Linked DNA regions of Homo sapiens: region 2 is linked to region 1. The links are chromatin contacts, found by Hi-C or POLR2A ChIA-PET in ENCODE. All regions are on one chromosome and are shown on one strand. Each heading gives the region's core, a stretch centred on a gene start or an enhancer-like site at or near the end of the contact. The rest is flanking DNA. Distances are from core to core; before and after follow the strand shown.

Region 1 (5,737 bases), core at 912-3,411:
ACATTCATTAAGTACATTGTATACCAATCCCTACATGAAAATTAAAGGGGAAGAGTTTCCGTCTTCTCCTTCCCTACATCAACCTGAAAGCAAGAAGCAAACTTAATTCATTTCATTCTTGGTTATCACATTCTGTCACACAAAAATTCTGGCAAAGGGTGAAAATAATGTGTCTGTGATCTCAGTTCATCGGAATGTGATGGACTGGGATAAAATTACTCAAAGCAACTATACTTAAAGAGCTGCATGGCACATCTACTCACTGAGTTTGAAGCATGGGCTATTGCTCTCAATGGAAAATAAGTGAGAGACCATTTTCTTTCTGCTGATGCAATGTTGGTATTGGAAAGGAGGTCATGACAATAAACTCAGAGAGGATCAGCTCCTGCAATGTGGTTCTGAGAGGCAGGATGTCACAGCCACACAGGAGTGGCAGCATTAGCTTGGGTCTCATCCCTTTCGTGGCAAAGGTCCTTCTCCCGTCCAAAGGGCAGTTTGTGTCACAGTCTTTTGGGAAACCTCACTGAGAGAGATGCTGGTTGGTTCAAGGGTTTAGACTTGGTGATTTGGCCTTTAATTCTTTCTTTTGCTATGGTTTTGTTTTCACTGTCCTTGTGAGCTCTATGTTTGTGTATATGAGGCAGCAACTGTCTCCATCAAAATCTCTCTCTTAATATAGATCATTTTCCTTTCCTCGGCACTATCTGGCCAAATAACAAGGCAGTGCCATGAACACTTGCGTTTCTCAATTTTTTTTTTTTTTTTTAGTTTATTTTGAGATGGAGTCTTGCTCTGTCACCCAGGCTGGAGTGCAGTGGTGCAATCTCAACTAAATGCAACCTCCGTCTCCTGGGTTCAAACGATTTTACTGCCTCAGCCTCCTGAGTAGCTGAGATTACCACGTGCCTGGCTAATTTTTGTATTTTTAGTAGAGACAGGGTTTCACCATATTGACCAGGCTGGTTTTGAACTCCTACCTCAGGTGATCCACCCACCTTGGCCTCCCAGAGTGCTGGGATTACAGTTGTGAACCACCATGTCTGGACTGCGTTTCTCTTTTTGACTTGTGTGTCAGGTTCTTCATGCTGTAGCTAGATTACTGAATGTGTAGGCAAATAATTTCTTATGAAATCGACTTACGTTTTAAGTACAAATGAGTAGCTCACATTTTAAGAGAGACCGTGGTGGAGCCTTTGAAATTCATGTTTGCCTTTTTCTAGTTTTATGTATTTTTGAAACAGGAAGTTTAATACACTTGGTTCTCTGACATTGGGGTATAACCTACAGCACTTCCGTCTTACGTTTATGCAAGTACAGCATGAATTACAAGTCCAAGCATAAGATATTTGAGGGAACAGTATAAGAAAATGACTAACAGAACTCCCAAATATCCCATCAGAGCAACACCAATGCCCTAACTTAGAAATTCCCTAATTTAGCAATAAAAACACTGCCTGACTGAGGTTTTGTTTTCACTATGAACTAGGTGATAAGCCAAGCCCAAGGCCTCTGACACTGCAGATAAACTTGTGCTTTGACTTTCTCTGTGCAGTAGGCGTGGAGTAAGTAAGAACCTCTTCCCACTTCTATCAGGGGTACTGCAGGCATTGCTCTGAGAATTTGGACCCGACCACATTAATATTCCCAATCCACATCAGGAATGTAAATTCCATTCCTTCCGGGGTATTTTAAAGATCACACTTCTAAGTCATAAAGCCGTCTGCACCAGTGTCTTGTGAATAATTGGGTTGGTTTAGAATCTGTTTATGAACAACTGCAGCCAGGATGTGAGCATCACAGCAATCACCCATGGTGTCCACAGGCAGCGGGGGAGACAGAGCCCCTCCCAAGAGCATGATGTGTCACTCTGAGCCTGAGTGAAGAGGGTGGCTCTGAGGAAAATGCAGACTCAGATGATGGGCCGCCACCAGGGAACAGGGAGGCGTGGCGGCCAGTTGCCACACTGGAGTCAGCTGTAGGCATGATGAAAAGACACGGCGCTGGGGATTATGTGTGAGCTAACTAACTCCCAGTGAGATAGAGGGTAGCTCAGCTTCTACTGGATGTTCCAGTAGGAGGCTTACTTCCTGGCAAGCCTGGTAGAGTTTCAGGGCACAGCCGAGCCAGGACCTGGCACATCCCAAGGGGCAGAGCTGGCCTTGAAGAAGTCAGGCACTCAGAGGAGGAGGCAGTTGGCCAGTTGGTCATGCCCAATTTCTTCTTCTTGTGCACTACTTTTTGGAGTGGAAACAATTCTTCTCTGTGGCCTTTTATTACGCTGGCCTTTGCCATTGTGAAAAAAATATTTTTTATAGACAGGCCACAAAGAGGCCTGACATTTCTACTAAACAGAATGTTGAAAGCCACAAAGATTACTAATAGCTATCAGTGGATAGATCATAGATTATAAAATAAGTTGCACAGTGTGATTTTAATTTATTTGTGCAGTATTTTTATAAGAAGTATTTCTCTTAAAATTGATCTAAGAAATAAAAATTAGAGAAACAAAACCAACAAAGATTACAAACCCTTAAAGGGAAATCAAATTTGCTAAAAATCTAGTCAAAATGAAAATTATCAAATAGGCCAGTCCTAGCATTGAAAAGAAATATATATGTATGTAATTTCTGAATTTTCCAGTATTTTTCTCCACCCTCCCATATGTGCTATGTAACTAAAATCCACTCGAATGCAATCTCCTTTCTGCACTTGTTTATACCCTCTAGATAAGACACAAGTTGACAAAAGAATGGGGAAATAAAATATTTTAATAGCATTCCAGTTGGTTAAATTATTGAGTTAGCTCCTCTCCTTCTGTAACATATTTTGGAATGACTTCAAATTTTATGAATGAAAAGTCCTTGTAGTTTTTCTCTTTAGGGCATGAGTTCTTTAAAAATAAGCACTGTGTCTTACTCATTTTGGTAACACTAGCAGTAGTGCATTTTACCTGGCACATAGAAGGAACTTAACCACTGTTGAATAGAGAATTATTGCACTGGTTTTTAGTTTCTCTGCATTGTTGAGTAGTATGTGGATAGCCTTCCAGTGTAAGAGCATTGCTCATCCTGATCAAGAGAACTGGGATACACCCATTGCAGAGGTTTGGGACCCTGCTGCAGTGAATCCCAAAACCAGATTTTGGGGACTGTTATTTATACTGTAAACTGCAGCTACTCTTTCTGAAGCTGGTAAATTTTACTACTACATTGCAGGGGCCAAACATCTGAACCTGGAATCAATATTTCTGGGTTTCCTTAAGCAGGAAAAGAATGGGATTCAGATAAGAAAGACCTCTGGATCTTTTGATAAACACATTATCAGTTATCACGATTTATCCTAGCTATTATTTACATTTATATGCTAATATTTATGTTATTTATAAATATGCTTATTAGCCAAGTGTCAGAAAATATCTAGCCAGAAAAGTCATATTTTTTATGGGTTTACGTAAGGAAATATAAAAGTTAAAGGCAAGTAGGCTGTGTGTGGTGGCTCATGCCTGGAATCCCAGCACTTTGGGAGGCTGAGGCGGGCAGATCACGAGGTCAGGAGATTGAGACCATCCTGGCTAACACGGTGAAAACCCATCTCTACTAAAAATACAAAAAATCAGCCAGGCTTGGTGGCAGGCGGGCACCTGTGGTCCCAGCTACCGGAAGGCTGAGGCAGGAGAATGGCGTGAACCCGGGAGGCGGAGCTTGTAGTGAGCCTAGATCGTGCCACTGCACTCCAGCCTGGGCGACAGAGTGAGACTCCTTCTCAAAAAAAAAAAAAAAAAAAAAATTTAAAGGCAAGTAGTGCGGGTGAGGAACTGGTAACCATTTTGCCTTGTGAGTGCCGCCAGCTGACCTTCCATGATGTCTGCATCTCTGTGCCTGAAGGTTTTCTTCTGTGATCAAAACAGCTGCTTTGACCCTAGGCTAGGTAATCACTTCCCTACTACCACCGTGAAGCAATGATGCTAAACCCCAGTGACACACCAGTTCCATTGTCCCTCAGGTGTAGTCACTCTGAAGCCTGGGACTTGCATTGTTTCCCAGAGTTTCCATGGGGAGCAAAGGCTCAGTTACCCATGGTGGTGAAGGACGTAAGAACATGCCTCTTTGGACTCCTTCCCCTCCAGTCCCCTTCCTGTGCCACTTCCCCACTTTCCTGCAGAATTGGGGCACCTGTCCAATAGCCCCTTGCATCTAGACTATTGTCTCAGCATCTGATTCCAGGGGAACCCAAACTAAACAAGTGATCAGGGAAAACCCCTGCTTCAGATCACTGAATGCCCACTGAAAAATGTGAGTGGAGGATGCCCCGTGAGGTATAAGAAGGAGGACCATAAACCCCAGGCCGAGAACTCGTGGACCAGCTGTGTGCGCAGAGACGGGCTTTTCCAAAAAGACAGACAAACCATCAAGTAAGAATGTGGTGCAGGGGCTCAGAAGAGCCCTAAACCTTCTATGCCTTCTGTCCTCTCTGGTAAATATTGCCATAACTGGCTTATCAAATCCAGACATCGTACCTAAGAGGTGTGAGTGTAACATACAAGAAGGAGCAGCATTTGGGGCATAATAGTGTCTTCTTTCCAGAATTTCTCAGTGAAGCATTCTTTCATTCCCCAAGACAGAGTTAACTGTTGCTTTCTCTGTTTCTCTAGAACCCTGCTCACTTGATATATCAGCTTCCTAGGGCTGCTGTAACAAAGCACCACAAACTAAGTGGCTTACACAACTGAAACCATTTTCTCATAGTCCTGGAGGCCAGAAGTTCAACATCAAGGTGTTGGCAGGGTTCGTTCCTACTGAGCACCATAAGGGAAGGATTAGTTCCAGGCCTCTCTTCTGTGCTGGTAGATTTCAAGTCTCTTCCTGAAGCTTCAATTCTCCCTGAGGCTTCAATTCTCTTCCTCTATGAATATCTCTGTGTTCAAATTTCCCCTTTTTCTAAGGACATTAGTCATATTGGATTAGGGCTCACCCTCACGACTTCATTTAAACTTGATTACCTCTGTAAAGACCCTCTCTTCAAATAAGATCAGATTCCGGGTACTGAGAGCTTGTTTGGAGGTTCTAGCGGGGGAACGCAGCTACTCGTAAACCCTTGACCAAAGACTGGTCTTCCTCTATCGCGGATGGTTTTCCTCTTTGACCGAGCGTGCAGCTTTGGGAGGGACGCACATGGAGGGGTGACGGAGGAAAGGGATACCCGCCTGGCCAGCCAGATCAGCCGATGCAACCCTAGCGATCAGTGGGGAGACAGATGTCACAGCGAGATCTCCCTCACATCCAGATTCTGGGTACTGAGAGTGAGGACTTTCACATATGAATGTGGAGGAACACAGTCCACTCACAGAACACCACCATGAACCACTGTGTTGCCGTCATTCTCTTTCCCTTCCCCAGCACACTATGTGCCCCTCAGATTTGGTCTCTTTGCCTCTGGCATAGCTGTTGGAATATTTTTCTTTTTACTAAATTTTATTTTACTTTGGTATGAAAATCTACCCTCTGGACAAATGTTTAAGCATCCAATACGGTATTGCTCATTATAAGCACAATGTCGTAAATAGCAGATCTCTAGAGCTTTTTCATCCTGCATAACTGAGACTTCATGCCCGTTGACCAGTAACTCTTCATTTACCCTGACCCTCAGCCCATGGTCACCAGCAACCCGCTCTTCGGTTCTAGGAGTCTTACTGTTTTTGGTTCTTCATATGAGTGGAATCTTGCAGTATTTGTCTTCC
Region 2 (5,737 bases), core at 849-3,348, 43 kb after region 1:
TATGCATGTAATTGGACTAAAATTTTATATGTGACATTAATAAAAACGGCATCCTCAGGACAAATACATATTCATCCTGTGGGAATCTTGTGTAGTTTTCCAGGCATCCTTGAATAATTATGTCCATGCAAAATTTAGAGTTAATATGAATTTCATTTTACATGGAGTTTTTAATATATAAAAAATCTACTGCAGAAGATATAGGTTAGTCAGGTTGACCATCTTTTTCAACATTAGCAGACATTTATAACTGATATTAAGTTAAAATGATTCAACCCATTAATGACTACTGCCAACCAGATAATGATACAATATAATGTCATATGCTAACATAAGGCCACACATATTGTAAAACTCTACTCATAGGGAATTCTAATATATAGGTAAATTTAAGCCATAGATTATGGTCAAAAACTCAATTTTAACATGTCCAATTCAAATTAATTTTGAAGAAAAGTTGACCAAAAAGTAAACCCCAAAAGATGGATAAGATTAAGTGGAGCTGAAGATGTGTGTAATTTTTGTGTTCACAGTCTTTTTTTAAAAAAGTGAAACCTAACTCTCAAAATTAAATTTTATTTTGTTTTACAGGCAAAGTATTTCTATCTTTACCTTGACATCTGTAAGCTTCCAATCAGAATAAATTTCAATACACAACTGTGCTACTGATTTCTTCTATGAAGATCTCATGCCCCATTTGCCTTGCCTCAGTAACGTAGCCATTATTCAGCGACCACACACAGACACTGCTAGCTCACCCCTAAACTTGTAGTCATTTGAGAAGTTACTATGCCCAGATGCTCTTGAAACTTTGCTTTGGCTATTTCAGTACATTTATGCTTATCCTGAAAAGAAAATAGCAGTGTGGCAGTTGCTTCTGCTTCGAAGCACCATTTTCTTTTACTTCCCTACCCAAGTCCCAAGTCCCAGCAGAGCCTGTGGTCCCAGGAACTGTGACCTGGACGCTGAGAGGGAGCAGAGGCACGCGTGCTAGGCCCACACTCGTCTGAAGATGCCAGGGGGTGCCATGCTGCCCTTACACTCATGCCCTCAGGAGCAATGGGCAGACTCATCTGACATCCTTCCAGGGCTGTTTTTCAAAACCAGAGTCAGACGGCTATTACGCTGCTCTTGCAGTTGTGGGTGGATCAGCCTCCACTCAGAGAAACAGAAACAGGCTTCCCTGAGGTCATGCGACACATCCTTTGGGACTTGGAGAAGGATATTTGTAAGTTCTAAATTAGCAAGCCAAATAGTCCTGAAGAGCTGGTCAACCTGCTGTCTAGTCTCCTAAACCTCACAGAGCATCCCATGCACAGAGCAGGTAAAATAAAAAGGGTAGCATGAATAAGAAAATGCATTATGCTTTAGCAAAGGTCTACCTGCCTCCTGACAGTTCTTAGATCCTCACAGTGGGGAAGGCACAGAAAACTTGCAGAGAGCCCGCCTGGCCCAGGCCTTGGCCTCACCTGTGGCCACCCCTGCTTTGCACCACTGCCTCCTCAAGGGACAGGTCCCACGTGACAGCGTGGCTGGTATGGTCCCTGTAGAAGTGCGAGAGAAAGCAAGGACACAGCCTACTAGCCTGAGAATGCCAAAACAGCTTCTGAGTAGTGAGCATTATGATTGCAAACCCAATTGTTCATTTTCATATGCAAATCCTGGCATACGTGCCAAAATGAAAACAGTACTGAATGGGATATACCTTGTTGACTTACATGGTCCTTCCCTCCTCCCATTCCTTCCTTCCTTCCTTCCTTCTTTCCTTCCTCCCTTCCTTCCCTCCTTCCCTATCTTTCCTCCCCTACTCCCTTCCTCCCTTTCACCCTTCCACCTTGTCTCCCTTCCTTCCTTTCCTTCCTTCCCTCCCTTGTTTTCAGTACTTTGACTAAAAAGGGACTGAAAAAAGAAGTCAAAGTATGTTTTTGACTTTCTAGTCAATGTACTCAGTGTCTCCATTAAATACACTACAAAATGTACAAAGTGTACAAAATACACTACAAAAATGTTATTTTGCAATGCATGATGCATTAACTCAGCTATGGTTTCTAACCAGGGCAGGCTGTGCTGTGTCCTCGGCATTGGGTGTCTGTTCAGCAGGCATCACAGAATGAAAGGCTGTCCATGAATAAGTCTTCATTTCACTCATGCAGAGACAACCTGGTCTTTTATTTTTTGAAACCTGTCAAAACCTTGCCAGGAACCAGAAACCATCAGGCCCGTTGTGGTTTTATTTTATCCGTGAATGAGTATTGAAAAGTAATTGTGTGGTTGGCTCTTATGCTTCTTGGATTTTTGAGATGCTTTTCATGCCAGTTAAAAAGATTATTTTATCAGTGACCTTTGTAGACTGACTCTGTAGTAAACAGGAAAATGTTCAGCCACTATGAATTATGTAATACTTTGAAATTGTCTAGACAGTGTGAGCAGGGCAACAGATGGAGTAAATTCTTAGAAATGAAATCAGTTTAGCAACAGAATTCTGAACCGAGATGGTCTCCACATCTCTCCCGCCCCTGCCCCTCTGATCCTGTCCTCTCCCCTGATGCTCCTAAACTCTTTGACCCCAAGATACAGAAGGATTTATCAGGAGTCAGGTGTGGTCTACCCTTTGCACTGATTTAGTAATGGGCTACAATGTCAGTGATTTGCTCATTTGTCATATTTCTTTCTCAGTCTTCTTGCTGCTGGGTGAAGAGTCAAGGATGACATAGCAAATAGGGACACTAACTACAGAAATTATTGCTGTGGTGCTTTATCCAGGCAGCACAGAGGGAAGGCAGGCCTGTGGTGGGTGGAGGGGGTGCTCTGGACTGCCTTGCTGTTTACACACCAGCCTCACCTTCTTCAGAAGAATGCCCTATTCCTCTCGTGGTAGAAAACTGTTCCTGTCCAAAAGAATATCTTTGAGCATAGTTACATGGTGGGAATGAAATGAAAAGATAAGAAAAAAAGCAGACTTAATAATTAAATCATCACTTACTGAGAAATCAATAAGCGTCTGGGGAATGAATAAATGTGTTAACTATTGTCAGCAGAACTTTCTTCCCAAATGAAAATAGAACAAAACTAGATGCTGAGGTCTCTGGAAGCTACAAAAAAATCTAAGACAAGAATGCAGCCTATAAAAGCTTTTACAGTGATTTGGGAGCAAAGTGTCCTGCCTATTAAGCAGGTAACTAAACGATGTACACTAGGATTCCCTCAGAGCAACAAAATGACAGAGAAGAGCAAGTTCCCCTGGTGTTGGGGAAACCAGGAATGGATTTATCGGGGATGGGAAATTTCAGCTGGTCCTTGAAAGAGGGTAAAATTTAGATGACAGAGGAGGAGAGCACAGCAGGCCACAAGAGCATCAAACAAACTTGAAGTTAGGAAATGGTGTTCGGAGGTAGCAGCAAGGGCGGTGGAGGAGAGTGCATTGGCTGTGAGGCTAGCAAGGGTTGGGATTAGGAGTTGCCCCGGAGCCCAAGCCTGGGGTGTGGCATGTCCCTAAGCATCTCATGCATTTCACGCTTGTGGCCGTATGGGTGTCCTCTGGGGCTCTTTGCAGAGACCTGCGTGCACCTCCCCGGGAAGCAGCCCAGGTTTGGTTAGGTTACCTGTCTGGTTCTCTCGCTATTGTCTTAGCGGGATCTCCCCCCAAAACAGATCTGAGACAAGAATTTATATGAGAATAGTTTATCTGGAAGGTCAGGGGACATGGCTAGCAACGGAGGCAGTTAATGAAGAATGACTTATCTCAGCATGAGAAGATGGCCATAGGGAGTGCCTTGCCACACTGAGGCCACCGTGTGTGACACCGTTGAGTCTCACATGGAGACATTCATTGTCCACACAGGAGAGGAGCAGGGTGATTACATCCCAGTTCCAACTTGCGGCCCACTCCAGGTGTCCCAGGAGCTCCCTGGCTCTACCCGAGGCCCCCAGGAAACCAGGAGTCAGGCTGCGGGTGCTCAGCAGCAAGGACTGCGAGGCAAGAGTGTAGGTGTGAACACGGAGGGAACAACTGTCATTCATCTTTGTAGTAACCATAAAACCTAGCACAGTGCTGGCCAGGAGAACTTGAGAGGCAGATGAATAAATGCAGAGTCATTGGCAGCAGAATGCTTTCTCCCCGCATGAAAACAAAACCAACTGAAGTGGCCCCTTCTAGAGAGCCTCTTTTTTTTTTTTTTTTTTTTTTTTTTTTTAAATTTTCTGTTTCTCTTGACTATGGATTCCTGAGCCCTCTGATCTAATGCCACCTTCTGACACCACAGACTACTGACTCCCTAGGTCAAGGTTCCAGGGTGGCCTCCACCCTGAGGGGCTGCCAGCATCTCCTCCTGCCCTCAGTGCGCCCTGAGTCTGCTCCCTGGGGAAGCCTGAGTCCAAGTGAGAGAGGGGTTGGAGGGAGAAGCCTGGGGGTTGCCCCAGCTTGGGAATTTCCAACACTCCTCACAAAGACAATAGTGAGAAGCAAACATGAAAATGTACTAGGAAAATTATGATCAGAAAAGCATTTGGAGACATTAATTGAAAAATTGAGTCTTTGAATAACTACTTATTGGAAACCCTTTGGATGAAATATAATAATTTATTAGTTCCAGGTAAAGTTAACTTTGACAGACTCTTTCTCCACTGTGAGAAATTCAATTTTTTTGACATGCCATGAGGGATGAAGAATGCACCAAAACAGAGGCTTGCTTCCATGATTTCCATGTCTCTTTTTAAAGGATGTGGATGATTCAATTAGCGGATTCTATTAAAATTGATTAGACACTGCAGGATTCGGTTTCCTTTCCAGCCTTCTCACCTTTCATTGTCTGGAAATTAACCACGGCAGGGTTGTTGTACCAGAAATGTTAGCAGGGTCTTTATGTGATTATTTGAGAGAACAAACATAGCTACCTTTTTCCATAAGCCTTTAAAAAATAACCTCCCCTTTTGAACCAATAAAACGCACCTCGCTGACTTCAAATCTCTTCTTTCTTTGTGCTCACCTGGAGAGAGTTGTATGTGCTGGATCTAGAAAGGAATGTCAACTTGCTGGGCAATTCACGAGGTTTTCATTCGCATCCAAGAAGCTCGTATAAGTTGGTTGGATCTTCCAGTTCAGCAAAGGTGTTTACGTAGAACCAAGCAGGAGACGAAAAGAAGATAAAGGGCTTAAGGGATTAATTGTAGTCCTCTCCGGTTATAGTTTAGACAGATACACATAGTAGGGGTATGTCTATGGTCACCTGCATGGAATTTTAATTTATCTGCGCATCTCAGAAACTAATTTATATTGTTGACCTCAGAATAAACATTAGAATAAAATATGAAAATGTGTATGATGTCCTGTATTTTGCCAGTTTTGAGTATGACTGTAAGAAACTTTGTAGCTTAAAATGGATCACATCAAGATACCCTTCATACTCTATGATGTTAACCAGCAAAGATACCTGCGAGGTTGCTTTACTTTTTTTTTCTTCCTATAGTGAGGTCCTGGTAAAAGAAAGAACATAGATTTGCATCTTCTTCCTCATGTATTAAGCAGAGATTGCATGGGTTATCATGGTACAATTTTCTATTATTTGCAAGAAGATAACGTGCTCAAATACCTCTGAATTTGAGCAACAAATTATTTTGCAAATGCCAATCTCTCTCTCAATGCCCTCTTATGTGTATATATGTGTGTGAGTGTGTATACACACATATATTTATACATGTTTGAGAAATATACATATATATATCTCTCTCATATATGTAT

Evidence for each region. A loop is a pair of places that touch in the nucleus more often than their neighbours do. ChIA-PET counts read pairs that join two places held with the same protein, here RNA polymerase II (POLR2A).
Region 2: a map of aorta shows a loop between it and region 1 (2.5-fold over the local background). The contact joins two enhancer-like sites. A Hi-C loop is called at or near these places in 2 of 168 maps with a recorded cell type or tissue (aorta and gastrocnemius medialis). POLR2A ChIA-PET finds 5 or more read pairs at or near these places in 3 of 52 experiments (PC-9 and activated T-cell).

Annotation. Positions count from the first base shown.
Region 1 is chr13:109,914,640-109,920,376 of GRCh38, reverse strand. It overlaps the pseudogene RN7SKP10. Among named protein-coding and RNA genes, the nearest start is that of IRS2, 130 kb to the right of the region's middle. Within about 2 kb of position 2,161, at least 3 of the 41 ENCODE cell types and tissues checked have a DNase peak (open chromatin) inside an H3K27ac peak, as active enhancers do.
Region 2 is chr13:109,871,677-109,877,413 of GRCh38, reverse strand. No RefSeq gene overlaps it. Among named protein-coding and RNA genes, the nearest start is that of IRS2, 88 kb to the right of the region's middle. Within about 2 kb of position 2,098, at least 6 of the 41 ENCODE cell types and tissues checked have a DNase peak (open chromatin) inside an H3K27ac peak, as active enhancers do.